2 separate regions of the Homo sapiens genome follow, and region 1 is linked to region 2. The links are chromatin loops, found by intact Hi-C in ENCODE. Cell type or tissue: Calu3. All regions are shown on one strand. Each heading gives the region's core, and the rest is flanking DNA. Links, peaks and the distances in the headings are about the cores only. Region 1 overlaps DLG2 (discs large MAGUK scaffold protein 2). Region 2 overlaps DLG2 (discs large MAGUK scaffold protein 2).

Region 1 (9,166 bases), core at 420-8,419, 320 kb after region 2:
AGAATAGGATATATAATCTCACATTCTCTCCCCCTCTTCCTCCCTTTCTCCTTTCCCACTTCTATCCAAGGGGAAGGCACACCTTCAATGCCCCACTACTACTTTCAACACTTCTCAAGAAGTGTTGGACCATAGAGATCAATTGTAGACTTGAATAGAAAATCAAATTATTTTTCCTTTCTGACACAGTACAAGGCTTTAAAAAACTGAGATTTACTCTGACTAACTCCTAAAATCCTTCTCTATACCTAAAGACATCATTGGTTCTCTTGTCTTCTCATTATCTGGAGCAGGGCCTTCAACTTACTGAAGTATGAGACTACTTTTAAACTACTGTATGGGCCCTCATCTGATATTAGTTGTACTTATGAAGAGAGAGTGTCACATAGCAATTAATAACTTCCAAATGAATAGCGTATAGATTAATTTTGAATAGCATATAGATTAATTCATGTCAAGTCCTTAGAATAAAACACTGTGGGTGGTGATCACCCAAAAAGGGTTAGTCCAATCTGCTTTGTGAGTTGTTTTTCCCATGTACATTTCTTAGTACTAGCTCACCAGCAAAACTGAAAGGTCCCCAAGGCAGGAACTATTTTACCGTATTTGAGCATTAACCTGAGGTGCCCACTATAATGTTAAACATAATATATATGCTCAAGAGAGAACTAGAAATTGATTAATGGACAAGTGTACCTACATTTCTCCAAATGGAGATTTTCACCAAACCATAATGAGGATACTTGAGACATGGCTCCAAGAGAAAAATCGAAGTCTCCTACCCTTAGATAATAAGCCAACTGACATGTGAGTAGCTGCCATCTTATTTGAGAACTTATAAAATAATATCATTATTATTTGATAATATGATAGTATCATTATTTGCCATATGATGCAGTGATATCATTAATCCCTGCCTGGTTTAATCCATAATGTGGATATTAAGGCTGTTACAGTGCACTGGACCAGCATTTTAGAGATAATGACTGTTTTTAGTGTGCTCATTCATCAAACTAAATAATTTAAACTACTTTAGGAATTTGGAAAAAAACTTCAATAAAGATAATACATGAAACCCCATCAAAATTATGTATTTTATATTAGGAATTACACACACACACACATACACACACACAAATGGAAGTTTCAAAAATATTACCTTATTTATAAGATTTCCAGAAGCCATCATTCAGGATGCTATTGTTATTCTATCTGACACCATCATTTAAATTTATATGGAAAAAATATTACTGTGTTCTTTATAATCACTGAAATATATAATGTGTTCATAAGTCTGACAAGTACATTCATATATATATAGATATATATATATATATATATATAGAGCTGAAAAAAGCATTAAAGTAGTTTTAAATGTTTTCTACTATTTAAATGTTTTCTACTATGGTGTCTCTGGAAGTATAATCTGTGACTTACAATAAAGTAAATCCATAACCTTATGAGGAAACTATTTTAATTTCAATAAGATCACCATGGCATGGAGATCTGATTGCGTTTATGATTTATCAGCTTCTCTGTACCTTACTAGACAAGAATGGCCAATTAGTGATGACAGAGCCAGGCATCTCACCCCAGATACTAGCTGCATTATTCAGGGTTCTCCAAAGAAACAGAACCAGTAAGAGAGAGAGAGAGAGAGAGAGAGAGAGAGAGAGAGAGAGAGAGAGAGAGATCGATCGATCTAGCTATCCTCCCCCACCCCCTCCCCCACCCCCCACACACATATGAATTGGTTCCCATTATCACGGAGGTTTTGTCCCAAGGTCAGCAGTCAGCAAGCTGGAGACCCCAGAGAGCCAACATGCAGTTCCAATTCTAGTCTAAAGGCCTGAGAACTGAGAAAGCTGATGATATAAGTTCCAGCACAAAAGCCAGCAGGCTCAAAACCCAAAAAGAGCCAATGCTTCACTTCAAGTCCAAAGGCCAGTAAAGATCAATGCATCAGCTCAAAGCAGGCAGGCAGGAGGAGCTCCCTCTTACTCAGGCTTTTTGTTCTATTCAGGTCTTCAACTGGTTGGATGAGGCTCACCCACATTAGGGAGGACAATCTGCTTTATTGGGTCTACCAATTTAATCTCATCCAGAAACAATCTCTCAGATATACCCAGAATGATATTTAACCAAATGTCTGGCCAGTCAAGGTGACACATAAAGTTAACCACCACATCAAGGTACCACATTAAGTAATGCCTAGTCTTTATTTCAGGGATCTTCCAGGCATTATACTAAATGAATATAATATGGCTCCTGCCCCTAAAATCCCTACAGTTTACACGGGCAAATGGATAAGCAAACAGAATTTACAATTGAATATTACAATTAGGATACAATTATTAAGTATTACATGCCATAAGAGTCCAGGGGTAATTTAATTCAAAAGATACTGGGAATGATTTCACCATATGTACTTTATTTAAAACTTTCCCTGGATATCCATAAGTGAGTACAAGGCAAAAGGCTTCTTAAAGTCTGAGCTCTTTCAGTATTCTGAATTGTACAATTCAATATTCCCTTTCTGTGAACATACTTTATTGGTGGCATAAAAGTTAACCCTCCTTATTTTTTTATATTCAACGTTTTTCTCTCAAATTTTCTAAAATTAAAAATAAAAACTGTAAAAGACCTTGAAGTGGCAAGTATGTATTGTCAAGGGGGTCAAAAGGTCAATGCAGCCTGCTTGTTTGGGACATTCAGCACCTGTTTAACTCCTTAGCTCATTTTTCATTTTCTCTTTCTGGGTCAGGTATAATCTAGGATTTTTGTTTTTGGTATGAATTATATAAACTTCTAGATTCTTCTTTTTGTAGCATTAGAAGCCTTCAACAACGTGTTGGTAGGTTAAAATACCTCCAATTTACTGATAGGTGAATTTCAAAGTGTTTGATTTAATACTACCCAGTTGACTCTATCTGCAATCTACATCTTCTCAGCAATATGTAAAGTAGTTTAATAAAATAGAAAAAAAATCCACTTATTTTATAGTTACCACATACCAGGCATTGTGCTAAATGTTTTGATATGTGATCTATCACTTAATTTTTACAACAGTCCTGAAAGGAGGGTGTTATTTTTCCAACTTCTTGCAGATAAAACTTGTCAGTTTCTCTTTTCTCACCTTGATTTCCAAAACTTCTAGTTCAGAGTTAGAGGTCATGACGTAGAAAGAATAACATTGAGTTCGAAACTAGAAGACCTAGTTGTAGCCTTGGCTGTGTAACTTGCTGTGTGACCTTGAGTAAGTCATATTCTATCCATGTGATTTAATAACCTCATGCAGAAAATGATAGTGTGAATACTATGAGAAATGATGTTTGGATCAAACTCCTCTCAAAAGAAATTCTTGTACAATAAAACTGACTCCTCTCATCAGTGTACCTTACATTCAAATTCAGGTGTGCATAAATGACATTTTTGCAAATTGACTCATAGCTTAAAGGCACTTAAGCATAGAATCCTGCTATTTGAAAGAGTACAAAATTATATTGGAAATGAGTGTATATTCCAAATCTAACCTGCTTAGGTTCAAATTTTGGCTCTGCTATTTAAGAGTGATATGACTTTGGGCAAATTACTTAAACCACCTGCACCCCAATTTCTCTACCTGTAACACTGGGGTAACCAGGGTAACTACTATACCCATCTCAAAGGGGCACTGTAAAGATTAAGTGAGTTGACATTTCTGAAAACACTGTCTGACAACTGGTAGCAGGTCAGTGTGTGTATGTATTGAGAGAGAAACTGAAGTCTTGGCAATGTAAATAGCTGTCTCCTTAATGTACCAATTTTGAACACTTGGATTTTTTGCATATTAGGTATTTTTGAGGTGATACAAAGCAATATAGTCGTGAGACTCCTATTAACTCAAAGTCTAACAGAGTTTTAACCCGATTCACAGGAGAAAAACTAGACTACCTCTTATTTACAAATCCATAAAGTAAAGATGAAGAATGTGATGACATATAAAGTAGCTTGCAGCAATATAAATTTATATAACTATGATTAAAATAAATGCAGAAATACCCATCATCAAGCATCTTAAATTATTTTTTAAAATCTGACTTAGTAATTTTACTTATTCTATCCTATCCAAAGGAAATAATTTTAAATCCAAAAGAGACTTATTCCCCAAGATGTTGATTTTATTTTTAATAGTAGAAAATTTAAGGGGAAAAAAGCCAAAATATCAAAAGGATGGTTAACTGTTATACAGCAATTAAAATACATTCACAAAGCCTAATATAAATTTAAATTATTCAAATGCAGACTCAACATGATTACAACTACACTTTTAAAATAAGTCATGTATAAACCAAGGAAACCAAAATAGTACTGGGAAACTAGGAAAATACACACTAAAATATTAAGTTTTTACATCTAGTCCTCTGAAACAAAAAGTATTTTCTAAAGTTTGTTTTTTGAATTTCTGTTTTTTTCTAATATATTTCAATGAACACATGTTACTATAAAATAAAAAAAAAACATATACCAAAATGGTCAACCTTTGGCAATATTCAAAATAGGTAAAGGGAAACTACCCTGCTAGTGACAAAAAATATGCATAATGATATATGAATTGATGGCTCCTCTGCTACCACTAATGTTTTACAACAAAGTTGGCCACATTTAAATAAACAAATGGGCAAACAAAACTACTTCTCTGCCACAGAGACTGTCTAGGCAGGAAAAAGGGGTCTGGGAGAGGTGGAGAAAGGCAGAAGGTTCCAGGGAACTGTCCACCAAGGAGGTGCTGACAGGCCCTCTGATATTGGGTGAGTGTTAGAGCACCCTCTGGAGGCTGGGAGCCCACAACCCATTTCCTCTTTCTCTTTCTCTTTCTCTTTCTCTCTCTTTCTCTTTCTCTTTCTCTTTCTCTTTCTCTTTCTCTTTCTTTCTCTTTCTCTTTCTCTTTCTCTTTCTCTCTCTCTCTCTCTCTCTCTTTCTCTCTCTCTCTCTCTCTCTCTCTCTGCCTCCCCGCCCCACCCAAGACTTTCCCTTCCCATCTTTCCCTTCCTATCATTCTGTTCTATTTTCTTTCCTTCCCTGCTCCTTCTTCTGTTTGCCTGGTAACTACGGAGATTGGAAGAAATAACACTGGTAAAACACCTAAGATACTGTATATATGTTTAATAAAACCAAATTATTTTACCCCTTCCTTTTGCTGTTTTAGTCCTTGAACTCATCCCTTTCTTCTTCTGATTCCCTCCCTTTTTTATTTTTCCATTTTCTTCCATTTTAACCTTCCACTTACTCTCCCTATTCTCTCTTTTGTGAGAGTCACCCTGTAGAAGAAAGGTAGGTTGCTTTCTAGAAGATGACTCCTTTCCTTTGAGGGTTAGGGCAGTTACAAAAGGTCCAAATACTCACCAGAAAAAAATAAAATTTCAGGACTCTATAACATTTTCAAAAACTTTCCCCTATCTTAATATATAAAAACAATATTGAAGATACCTGATGTGTCCTACGGGCTTCACAGTGGTTCAGTTGAGCTGTTATATTAACAAATTGCTATTATGAGAAAGAAAGAGGTGCTCAAGTTTTAGCCATGTTTCTTTTAAAACTGTAAATATTCAAAATATACAACATAATGTTTTGATATAGTGAAATGGTTACTACAGCCAAACTAATTAACATACCCATTATCTGTGTTACACTCTGTGTGTGTGTATGTGTGTGTGTATGTAAGAATACCTAAAATCTACTCTCTTAGCAAATTTCTGGTATACAATCCAATATTAACTATAGTCCAAACACTGTACCTGAGATCTCTAGGTTTATTCATTCCACATAACCGCAACTTTGTTTCCTGCAACCCACATCTTCAAATTTCCTCCCAATCTCCCATAACCACCATTCTACTGAGTTTGTATGTGTTCTACTTTTTTTTTACATTCCACATATAAGTGAGGTCAGCAGCATTTTCCTATCTTCAGTTTATTTCATTTAGTTTAATGTCCTCCAGGTGTATCCATGTTATTGCAAATGTAAGGTTATCCTTCTTTTCAAAGGTTGGATAATATTCTAATTTATAGAATAGATATAAATGTATCTCTATAAAATAGATACATGCCACAATTTCTTCATCCATTTATTTGTCAATGAACACTTAGGTTGTTTCCATATCTTGGCTATTATGAATTATTTAAAATAGTGTTGCAGTGAACATGAGAATGCAGATATCTCTGTGAGATGCTAATTTCGTTTCCTTTGGTTATATATCTAAAAGGGGATTGCTAGGTTATATGGTAATTCTATTTGTAATACATTTAGAAACCTTCACACTGTTTTCCATAATTATCACACTAATTTACATTCTCACCAACAGTGTACATAGGTTCCCTTTTCTCCATACCCTTGACAACACTGGTTACCTCTTGTCTTTTTGATAACAGCCATTTTAATAGTATGAGATGATATCTCACTGTGGTTTTGATTCTCATTTTCCTGATACTTAACGATGTTGAGCACCTCTCCTTGTACCCACTGGCCATTTTAATGTCTCCTTTGAAGAAGTGTCTATCCAGGTCCCTTGTGCATTTTTTTTAACATAAGCCATATTTCAATTACATCTTCCTTTTAATTAAAATAGTAAAGCAAAGGAATAATTGTAGAGAATACTGTAATTTATAAAGTATTTTTAGAATATTAGGACAAATAACAAATATTCTTTTATGTTTGTATGTATTTTTATCTTAGAAATATTGGGGAATAAAAGAAGGGAGACACACACACATGGACTGTGGACCTTTGCAATGCAGCTATAGACAAGATAAAGGAAAGAGAAATACTATATAGGCTGGCCCTTGAAATTAAATTCAATACTTTGATCTTTGTGGATGGAGAAAACAGTTAAGTGAAGGTAAAGTTGATGCCTATTTTCTGATAATGACATAAAAACTACTATGACAAAGAAAAAAACCTTTTAGAAGACCTCCTTCCCCATGGCAAGCCCATTCCCATAAATAGCCTTGTAGGTGTGATGATGGCATATGGACAGGGGCAAAAAAAAAAAAAAAGGTAGGGGGGAACTGATATAATAGAAAATCTTTTTTTTTGGAAGAAGGTTATTTTGGTTTCTCTCATGAGAACTTAAGGTTAGATGGGACTGTAGGTGATCTGTATTTTAATAAAAGAAGTGGAATTACTTCCTCAATAGGCTTGGAATTAATTTCTGGAATAAATGGTGTTGTACTTACGTTTGTATCTCTAATGCCCATCATAATGCCTAGCATGGAAAGACACTCCATGTTTACAGTCATAAGTCGTATAGTCAGTTAACTAAATTGAATAGCTCTCAGGATGCAACAAGACGGACCCTGGAGATGGCTAAGTGACAAAAGAAGATAACTTTTGAGTGTCTAGCTTGAAAGCTCAAATTACTCAGCATCCTTGAAGCCATTCTGAGATAATTAGAGCAAACAGTTTTAGTGTTTTTGAAACTGACAGTCTGGCCTACCCATGAAAATGGTTTTAGACTTTGCCATGTAAATAACTTTCAGGAAAGGAAATAAATATTCATCCTAATAATCTTATTTTCACACTTAGTAGGTAATCTTGAAATGACTGCAGGTTTCTGAAGTATCCTTATTGAAATCTGTGTCTCCATGATTTTTTCAAAAATTATTTAAATCCCATTTTAATTACTAAAAGATTCAATGAAAATCCTTATTTTATATTTTTTTCTTAAATCAATATTGTAAGAAATGTAATCATCTGCCATATCACTTAAATTTGAGACCAAAGGGAACAAGAGCAGTTTATTGCTATGCCTCCAGTGTGTAGAATTTCTAGTGTGGTCAATAAATATTTGCTGATCAAATGGAATAATAGTATAATTTGTTAATTAATTTTCATAAATGTACTTCATTTTATGAATGTCATATCAATATATAAATGGTTCCTATATTTTACATAAACAGCATAGAGCAAAGAAAAATAACTTTGGGAAAAGTAATGATTGATTTCTTAATAAAGATGAAGAATTTATCAAGAGAACTATCTTAATAACAGTGGGAGCAGTTTCTCCTATAAGTAATAAGCCCACCTCAGTGAAGCTATGAAAATAATTAAGGCCATATAAGCAACAATCATTTGATGAATTTATACATAGTAAGTACTGCATGCATCTCATTTAACTGTTATTTCTCACAATGACATAGTAATATATACTGCAGTAGTTATTGCTGTGGCCACTTTACATATGAAGAAACTGAGACTTACATAAATCATATCAATAGTAAGTATAAAATTTAGCTTTGAAACTTAAGCCTGTCTGTGAGGTAAATTTTGCATATTATTTTCTGTTGTCATCTGTCAGATAATGTTGAAGAACTTCACTAGGAGGAAGGCTACAGTAGAAAGTCCCAATACTCTTTCCATATTTAAGATTATAAGATAGAATCCTTATGTCAACCCATCTATAATTAACCTTCTGTTAAGTATGGTTATAATATAATAATTGATCCCATTATAAAGGGATTTGAGAATTATCTTATTCAAATACTTTGCAAAATAAGATGGGTTAGAGTCTCTAAAAGCATTATTTTATTTTCACATAACATTAATTTATTTTTCAAAAAACGATGTCTGCAAACACACATGACATAGGTGTTTCACTCTATTGACATGAATCTCTCTCATAAAGTGAATTTGTTAAATCCGAATACCAAAAGGAAGAGAACATAAAGAAAGTTAAACTAATGTATTTCCTTAGCCTTAAAAAAAAAAGTGTGTGCTTGAAATTATTTTAATTCCCTCCAATATGGTTTGAAAGTTAGGGGAAAACCTAACAGCATAAAAGAAACTTGTTTGTAAATGAACTTGAAGGGTCGAATGCATATTCAACAACATTCTCTACACCAATGGCTTATCTTATTTGATTATTAGCTTGTGTTTAATTTCCCTTGACAAATAATTCACCTTTGTTAAATATCATTTAGCACCGCTAAGTAATTCTTGTAAGTTCATGGGAATGGATTTTAAACAGTAGCCATTGCAAGGATGCTACTGTAAATGCAGTTAGGAGAGTGAATAAAAGCATGAGGTAGGGGTGGCAGGTTGTATGGGAGAGAACCTAACTCCTTAGTTATTGGTGCTATTCATTCACATACATCTTCCTGACAGTGATGAACACACAAACCTTCAACAA
Region 2 (9,166 bases), core at 644-8,643:
ATTTGAGTCCTGTTAACTCTGTAACTAATTTCTTAAAAATCTCTCTCTTATTTCAATATTTGACAGTCTTCCTCAACTCCACAATCTGTAAAATGTCAATATTAGTCATCATTCTTCCTTCCACATCCCCTCTTCTGTCAGCTAAATATTTACTTCTATAATTTTAAGATTGTTGATATTTATATTTTGTCATACAACCATAACAATATTTTCTACATTTTGTTACACAATATTGCTAAAAGTTGAAAATCAATAAATGGCCATCATATTATAATTGTTTTGTAAATACTGTTAGTGCCAGGTCAGGTAATATGTTGATGCATTTTTTTCTTTGCAAATCCAATGTCACGAACCTTGGATCACTCATGAGAGAATGTTTCTCACATCGAGGTCAAATAGATTTTTTTCCTTCACAAACCATGCATTTTAAAATGCATCAAAATTTGTTTTATATTTGTATCGTCTTGCATAGTTTGCTTTGTAGGCCTGAAAAATATAGTACTTCACCAGCCTTCCTAGAGTTTTTCCTACGCTATTTGCCTTTATTGCCTTTATTGTCATATTTTTAGTTATTTACAGACTCTTGATTATATCATTTATTCTGTGAAGTCACTGCTTTTGTAAGCTTCCTTTAGAAGATTCTGAACCTCTTTTATTTAAATTGATTACTCTCCAGGCCATTTGTACTCATGTCGTTTTGGAACTCCCCACCACCTCTTCCTTGCTCTTCTGAGTAAGAAGTGGTGGAAGCAGTTGAGTCCCAGGTCATCCCCCATCACCACACTGGGGCAGCGTCCCCAGGCTTCCAGTAGCTCCCAGGTGGGCGCTAGAGTCCATGCATTTACCTAGTACCTTCCCCTTGAGTTGAAGTGGTGATTGACATCTAAATAATATAATACAGCAAAGGTGATGGATGTCACCCTTTTTATTAGGTTACATTAAAGTTGTACATAAATTACCTCTCTCCTGGAATAGTTCTCATTTGTACCCAAAAGTATAAAATTTTTAAGAAATTGGTTATATAGAATTTATAATTATAATCATTATAATTATTAAGAAATTAGTTATACAGAAAAATATTACAATCTCCTCACAAAAAAATAAATAGCCAACTATGGTCAGTGTTCAGCTTTGTTGCCTAGCCCCTGAGGCATCTTTAATATAGAAACATGTCTAAACATAACTGCTCAATAGTAGGCCTTTTGCTAGGTGTGGTTGGGCATGCAAAAGCTAAATGAGAGACAATACTCCTGTTCCAAGAAGTGTACAGTACCCAAATGCCACAAAGATCAAATGTTAGAGTTACATTTATCAATCTAACTTTATCAACATAATTTGTATGTTATATTATGGCTTTATATCTATAATATCCCTTTGCCTTACGTATACTTCAAGTATCTTTTCAGGTTTACTCAGAAGACCACGGGATATGGATTACCTGAAAGTAAATAAAGCTACAAAAACAGTTCTTCAGATTTTTCTACTTCTACATTCTGATGAAGTGTCAATGTTATGAGAAGGGCTGGCTAATATCTATGACTGGAACCTTGTTGCCTTGTCAAAGACCATGCACATACTCTCCAAAGCCAATTGTAGGGAGGGAAAACTTTAGTGTGGAGATGATTTCTTCCAGCAAAAATGTCTCATGTGTTTCTTAGAGTTAATGCTCCCCCTTTTCTATCAGTTTTCTATCTTCTTGTTGTTCTACACTGCACCATTATAGGTGCAACCATACACTGGGGACGTATAATAACAAACAGCCTCACTGACAAACATATATTCGACTTATCCTACAGATACACAGAATTCCAATAATAACAGCAGAGAAGTTATTACTGGAGGGAAGTACCATAAGTAGAGGGCGGATGGCCGTGTCATTAATTACCAAGAGGCTACAGATCCTATTGCGTGATCTAAACTAAATCTTTCATATTGTCAATCTCAAAGAATCTATCAAAAAAAAACCCACATCTATTCCATCTCTAATAATTTTCCAAATTGCCTACAGGGGGAAAATTAAAAGGGTGGTCTAATAACAAGAACCTCCCACTAGTCTTTGGTTTGCCATTTTTTATTGTGTATGTTTTGTGATGATGTAATGAGGTGGGCTGGATGGGCTGTTTTCTGGAATTGGGTAGTAGAAAAGAGGGCAGCTATTTCATTTTAATTTATAGATTCCTAATTTATTCAAATTTCACAAATTTAAACATTTTAGATTACAATTATTTCAGTACCCTGTGTTTCTAGAAATGTCATGTTTTAGAGAAGCCCATCTCTGGCTACGAGATGAAGCAGCAAATGGGAGAAAACCTCAAAAGAGAGGAGCATGTGATAAATGTGATAAAAAAGGAAACGAGGAAGAAGAGAATAAAGAAGAAAAAGTGGATGTCAGGAATTGGAAGTAGAAACATGCAGAAGCCATTTATCTCTGCTACTAAAGAAATAATTATTTATAATCATAAAAAATCATGTAACTCTTGCTCTGCTTAAATTTGTATTCCTTTGTTCACTGACTACATTGAAATTCTTGGATGTCACTCTGAGACTCTCAGAGTATCCAGTTTTCTCCCTGAATATTTAGCTTAGAGATTGAGTTTGCTTTCCTCCACTAAAGGATATACTTTAATTTGCAGGCTTTCATATAGACTGGGTTGTTGCTTCTAAAAGCCTTTATGTCAACTCCCTGCATTTTATTTTCTGCAAAGTATTAGAGAGCACCATATCTATAGCTAATCTCTACAGCTAATGTTGCTAGGAGGATTAATTTGAAAAGAACTCGCTAACATTTCTGAGGTTTCCTCAGCAAAGTCCAATATAAAGGGTATTTCATTGTATTTATTATGTTGTTGTATTACTTAAAGTTTGTAACCAGAGTAAATGAGATTTCCAGACTTGGGTACTTTGCACAGCCTTGTAAAGTACATATAAATGTGAAATTACTAGTGATCAAGGGAAGAGGGGAGGACTCTGATGTTTTTAAACTTCTGTTCTTCAGTTAAAACTCCATAAAAACCTGTCCCAAGTCAATACCAAAATGCTGAATTCAGATATTTTTGTACCTGTAATATAAATAAAAATATATTACATGGTATATATTGTTTTGTATTAATTGTATGCTTAATTTTCTTTTTGGGCCTTAACAATAATTTTGTTTACACTGGAATAAAATTGAAATAAATTTAGAGTTGATTTATATTCATAGCCTTTGCATTTGAAGCATGACAATATCTTGTTTTCATTTTATTGCTTCAAAGTTTCCAAGACAACTGGATTTATCCTCCAGAATAATTTCACACTTTTTTATTTAAATCAATTAAATCAATGTGAAACATAACCAAGATTATATTAATATTTGTCTCTTTTGAACTGGTAAGCATCTAGCCTTTGTCAACAGAAATAAAATTCTATTTCATAATTCCTACAGTAAGAAATGCAGCTAGCTCTGGCAGGAACATCAAACTCAACTCATGAACATTTTTAAACACTTCAGATTATCTATGGGCTTACTTCAAATTCATGAGGTAACAATATGCAAATAATTATCTCTTGGAATGTGATGGTTCAAAAATGCTAACAACAGTTATTCCAACTTGATTATGACTTAGCAGTATCATTTAGGTATATATGTTCAATATGAATATTCAGTTTGATACACTGTTTTTAATATTGCCTTAAGTGGTATAATCATCTTTGGATGCCATATGTACTATTGCATAATCCATCCCAGTTACAAAGGAATGCTTCCCTAAATGTTTTACCAAAAATTTTATGAGCTACTTTTCTACAGCCTTTACATCCAATTCTCTAATTAATCAACACTCTAAGAAGATTAAACCTTAAAACTAAGCTGTGAAACAAAAATATCAAGGAATACTACGGTAACATAACTTAGTGAATTATGAGTTCCCCTGATAATAGAGTCCACTGGTAATTATTTATTAAATGTCAACTGCACAAAAGGCACTATTTTGTTGTAGGAAGGGGCTATAAAATGTAATGACTACCACCATTTGTTGAGTACCGACTCCATGCCAGACACTTTACTGTACTATCTTCTTTTATATGTTAGTGTGGTTAGGCTTGAATGCCAGGTTAGAAAAATCTAGAGTTAATCCTGTAAACTGTTGGCAACCTTTAAAGGGTTTGTAGGGGAGAGGTCAGGAAAAACTGTATGAGTTTCGAATGGCAAGGAGACCGCAGGTGGTAAACAGGAATGACCTAAACCTGAGCAGCATCTATGGAATGTGAAGCCTGGGCCCAAAGGGGGAGCACTTGGATAAATTATAGAGTCTGGTGATCACCTGGTCTTAGAGGCTGTGAGAAAGAGAAGTTAAAGCTAAAATTCCACTGTGGGGAATTTATTTCATAAATACATTTGTGCACATATGAAGTAGTGGGTTTGTATTAGTCAGAAAACAATAGGTGATACCATGGTAACCATAAAATCTCAGCGGCTTACCATGTGGACAGTTTATCTGTCACTCATAGAAGTCAGATGCTGGTGCGGCAGCAGGGCAGCAGCGCTCCTTCCTCTTGTAATGATACCATCTGAAAGGTGATTTCTAAGGGGTCTGGCAGGTGGAGAGAATGTTGGAGAGTTGCAGACAACAGTTTTAAGAGTCAGGCCTGAAACTGCTTATGCTAATTCTCTTCCTATCTCATTGATTAACTGAGACACGTGTCCCCATCCTACCTACACACAAGGTTGAAAGTTGAGGGATACACCTATATTCAGTGAATGTTAATGTCACTAGGTTTAGTTGTAAGAGGACATTATTAGAAACCCAAATACTCATCAGTAGGAAACTACTTAATAAGTTATGCTACATTCATACAGGGAAAGCTCTAAAAACAAGTGCTGATATGGGAAGATCTTGACGATATATTATTAAGTGACAAAAAATTAAAATGCAGACAAGTATGTACGTTATCCTTTATATAAAAAATATGAAATATTTGATTGGATGATAAAGAATGTCTGAAAGGATACATAAGAAACCAATGACAATGTTTACTCATTTGGGGAAGAGGTTGGATGAGGTAGACCATCCTTTGAGACAGCTTAGTTCTATTTTTACCAATAACCCAACCCAAACAAATGGTTTTGATATTTCATCTTTCCAACAACCAGTCTTTATATTACATTTCAATATTAAGTATCAAACAATCGATATTTTACCATAACCTAATGAACAATGAATTCAAGCATAACTGAAAGTTAATGAACTCCAAGACAAGACAAGGGTGGCATGCTAGTAGAGATGTGAATTTGTCTGAATACTTCCTGAGCATTTAATAGTATCACTACAGCTGATTGTATTCCGAGACTTCTTAATGGAAAGCAAACAAAACTAGATGCTGATTATTTTCCCTCGAATTGTTTCTTCCTAAAAACCAAATTTAAATTTAGCTTGGGATTTTCTGTTAATGTTAAAAAAAAAAAAAAGCCAAAGCAGCTGTTTGCAGTTTAGTATGCTAGAATTTGGCTCACAGTGGATTTTAAATTTTGCCAGCTAAGGGGGTACAAAGAGAACCATAAGTGCCACCAGCGTTAGTTTTCCATTCCATGGGAATCTGAGTGGGTCACTGGAAATGAAGAAACAGCTTCACTTATCCAGTCATCCTCTCTGAATCTCAGCTTTCTTATCTATACAATAGGGATTTGGTATCTACCTAATGGAGTCTTTGTGAAGAATCAATTATGACACAATGTATCTGTCACAGATTTGTACACTAGTAAGTGCTAAATATGACTTTTTCCAGGGAAGCTTTCCTTTACACCTTAAATGAGACCTGGATCTCCTGTTCTTTTGCTCCCATTGTGCCCCTGTACTTCTTCTTCCAATACTTAGTTGTTCGCTTTTTGTTTTCCCCGCTAGCGTGCAGAGCCTCGCACACTACTATGTTCTAAATGCCTACTACAAAGCCAGAGACGTAGTGCAATATTTCAGTTTTGAATTAAACTGATGATTGCAAACATTCTCCATCCCTCTCTTTGATTCATACTCTATTCACAAGGTCAGCATTAAATACTAGAACCCCTCAAAGCAAAAATGACATCCATGACATTCATATGCCAATGGTCTTAGAGGTGTAGGTTAGTATTTGTCTTGTAGGTTGGCCATATTATATTTTACTGATCATACTTACGATGTTCAAGGAATGTGATTTTCACTGAGGTCAAATCCATTTTGGTCTATTCTTGTAATAATAAAGTATTTGCAAGCATGTATTGAACACTTACTATGTATCAGACGTTGTTTTTGGCAGTTTACATGTAATTCTTGCAACAACTCCATTGGGTAGATTCTATTATTGTTCTCATTTTACAGAGAAGAAAATAGAGACAGGTAAAATATCTTAGGTAAAACATCTTGTCCAAGTTTTTGTAGTTACACCTTTGAAATTATAACGTTTACTTATCAAATTCTAAACTTAGTTACTATAGACAGAGCTAGGATTCTAATTTGGGCAGTTTGGGTTCAGGAGCCATGTTCTTCACCCTTCGGCTGGGCTTCTTTGTAATGATAAACTTTTTTAACATAGCATAAATATAGTTGAAAATATATAATAGAATTGCCTATTAAATTTGCTTCAAAATGAACATTTTAAAAAAAGTATGGATGCAAATAAAAAGACATTGGTACTCATGCATTTCTGGTGGCATAAGGTGACATTAAATTTTTGGTAAATAACTTAATAACGTGTGAGCTATAATGTGTATTCACTAAGAAAATGGCCTAGAAATCAGACGGGATCGCCTTTGAATCACTGTAGTTAAGGAGGCTAAATATATAAATATCTTTCACCATTGATCTCCATTCTGAGCATTTACTTTAAAGAAATAACACAAAACATGAAGAAAAACTTGTATAGCAAAGATGCATATGGTATCATTTATTTATATATAAACTTATCTTTTGGAAACATTCTTATTAGAAGATATATGTATATAAAACATATATAGAAGAGTATATAAAATATGTGCAGTTTAAAAAGTAGTTATGAAGTATCACTCTAAATCCTTTCTGTCTGTCTACAGCTAAGCACTACTCTAACTTTTGTAATAGTTATGTTCTTGTTTTTCTTTATAGATTTTGCCATCCTTCATTCTTTGACAATATAGTACAGTTTACCTATTTTGAACTATATAGAAACAGAATCACACAAAATGTGACTTGCCTATTTCTCTTACCATTACATTGTGAGATGCAGCTATCTAGTTTTGTGTAGCAGTAGTTTCAATAATGTTTAATACAGGAAGCTACATATTTGGCTTTCTAGCTACCTTATTTTTGCTCTTAATTTGCCCAAACTGTTTTGTGTTTATTTTTTTCTTTCTTTTAGATGACTTTTTAAAATTATATAGTTTATTTTTGTTTCCCTTTTTAAAAGTGGTCACCCTTGAAATTATAACGTTTACTTATCAAATTCTAAACTTAGTCAATTTTACTCTCCTACTTCTTATTAATGTATACACATCATTAATACATTATTGTCATCATATTTTTACTCTGTTCAATTTTTTTTGTTGTTTGTTTAGACAGAGTCTCACTTTGTCACTCAGGCTGGAGTGCAGAGGCGTGATCTTGGCTAACTGCAACCTCCACCTCCTGGGTTCAAGCAATTCTCCTGCCTCAGCCTCCCGAGTAGCTGTGATTACAGGCATGCATCAACACGCCCAGCTATTTTTAGTAGAGACAGGGTTTCACTATGTTGGCCAGGCTGGTCTCGAACTCCTGATCTCAAGCGATCCACCCGCCTCAGCCTCCCAAAGTGCTGGGATTATAGGCATGAGCCACTGCACCTGGTCTCAATTTTTTAACCACACAAAGCAATGTTTTTCTTTTATAAAATATATGTTCATTTAGATTAATTCAGATACATGGCACTCTAGGATCACTTTCCTTCTGCCTATGGGGCATTTTTTTAGAACATTCTTTAGAGAAGTTCTGCTGGTGCCAAAGTCTTTCAGTTTTTTTTTTTTTCCCTGAAAATATCTTTATTTAGCCTTCATTTTTAAAGACAAAAGTTATAGCATGACAGTTATTTTCTCAATATATATTGAGATATACACTGCCCTCTCTGCATCCCTCCCTCTCAGCCACCTTACCACTCTTCTATTAAGATGGCTCTTTCTCATTTTCACCATGCTATGTCTGGGTGCAGACTTTTAAAAAAATCTGTTTACAATTCTTGTTTCTCCTTGAATCTCTGTATTTGCGCATTTTATCAATTCTAGAAACCTCTTGCCTACTTACTTTTTCTTTTTTTTATTTTATTGAGATGGAGTCTTGCTCTGTCACCCAGGCTGGAGTGCAATGGCGTGATCTCAGCTACCTCTGCCTCCTGGGTTCAAGCGATTCTCCTGCCTCAGCCTCCTAAGTAGCTGGGATTACAGGTGTGCACCAGCACGCCCAGCTAATTTTTGTATTTTCAGTAGAGATGGGGTTTCACCCAGTTGGTTAGGCTGGTCTCAAACTCCTGACCTCGTGATCCATCCACTTTGGCCTCCCAAAGTGCTGAGATTACAGGCGTGAGTCACAGCACCTAGCCCTTCTCTTTTCAAATGTTGCCTCTGCCACATGCTGTTTATCCCCTCCTTCTGTAATGCCTGTTGGATACTCACCAGTCCTCACCTAGCTCAATGTCCTCTCACTTCTCATATTTCCCATCTTTTTGCCTCTGTGAATTCTGGATAAATTTTCTGGACTAGTTGATTCATTGTTTCTTCAGCTTTGACTAATTTGCTGTTACACTTCTCAACTTGTTTTTAATTTCAATTTGTTTATTTTATTAAAGTTCTCTTTATTTTTTTTTCAAGTCAGCTGGGCGGTTTTTACAATTTCCTGTACTGTTTATTCAAGTTCGTCTTTAATTATTTTAAACAATAAGTATTTTATAATCCATATCCCACAATTCCAATATGAAGTCTTTGTGGGTTGATTTCAAAGCTTAAATTCATTTGGTTGCAAATGCTGTCAGGGCAGAAGGGGCCTTAGTGCGACACCAACCCTCTGGAATCCTGTCTTCACTTAGGTTTCTTTCTTCTTTTGCTTTTTTCCTTTTTGGAGACAGGGTCTCATTCTGTCACCCAGGCTGGAGTGCAGTGTTGTGATCTCGGCTCACTGCAGTCTTGACTTCCAAAGCTTAAACAATCCTCCCA

The links. Peaks named below come from ENCODE experiments on the same cell type or tissue, not always from the same donor. Only the 100,000 strongest peaks of a DNase experiment are listed, where the experiment ranks them.
Region 1: it touches region 2 in a loop (4-fold over the local background); 6 of 110 quality-filtered maps call a loop at or near these places.

The regions. Positions count from the first base shown.
Region 1 is chr11:84,709,689-84,718,854 of GRCh38, forward strand. The region is part of intron 6 of DLG2 (discs large MAGUK scaffold protein 2); the gene reads right to left. Among named protein-coding and RNA genes, the nearest start is that of DLG2, 910 kb to the right of the region's middle. In Calu3, for the core only: a CTCF peak has its summit at 4,799 (motif pointing left); a DNase peak (open chromatin) is centred at 4,783.
Region 2 is chr11:84,386,364-84,395,529 of GRCh38, forward strand. All of the region lies in intron 7 of DLG2 (discs large MAGUK scaffold protein 2), which reads right to left. Among named protein-coding and RNA genes, the nearest start is that of DLG2-AS2, 750 kb to the left of the region's middle. In Calu3, for the core only: no CTCF peak of the experiment used is centred there; a DNase peak (open chromatin) is centred at 4,258.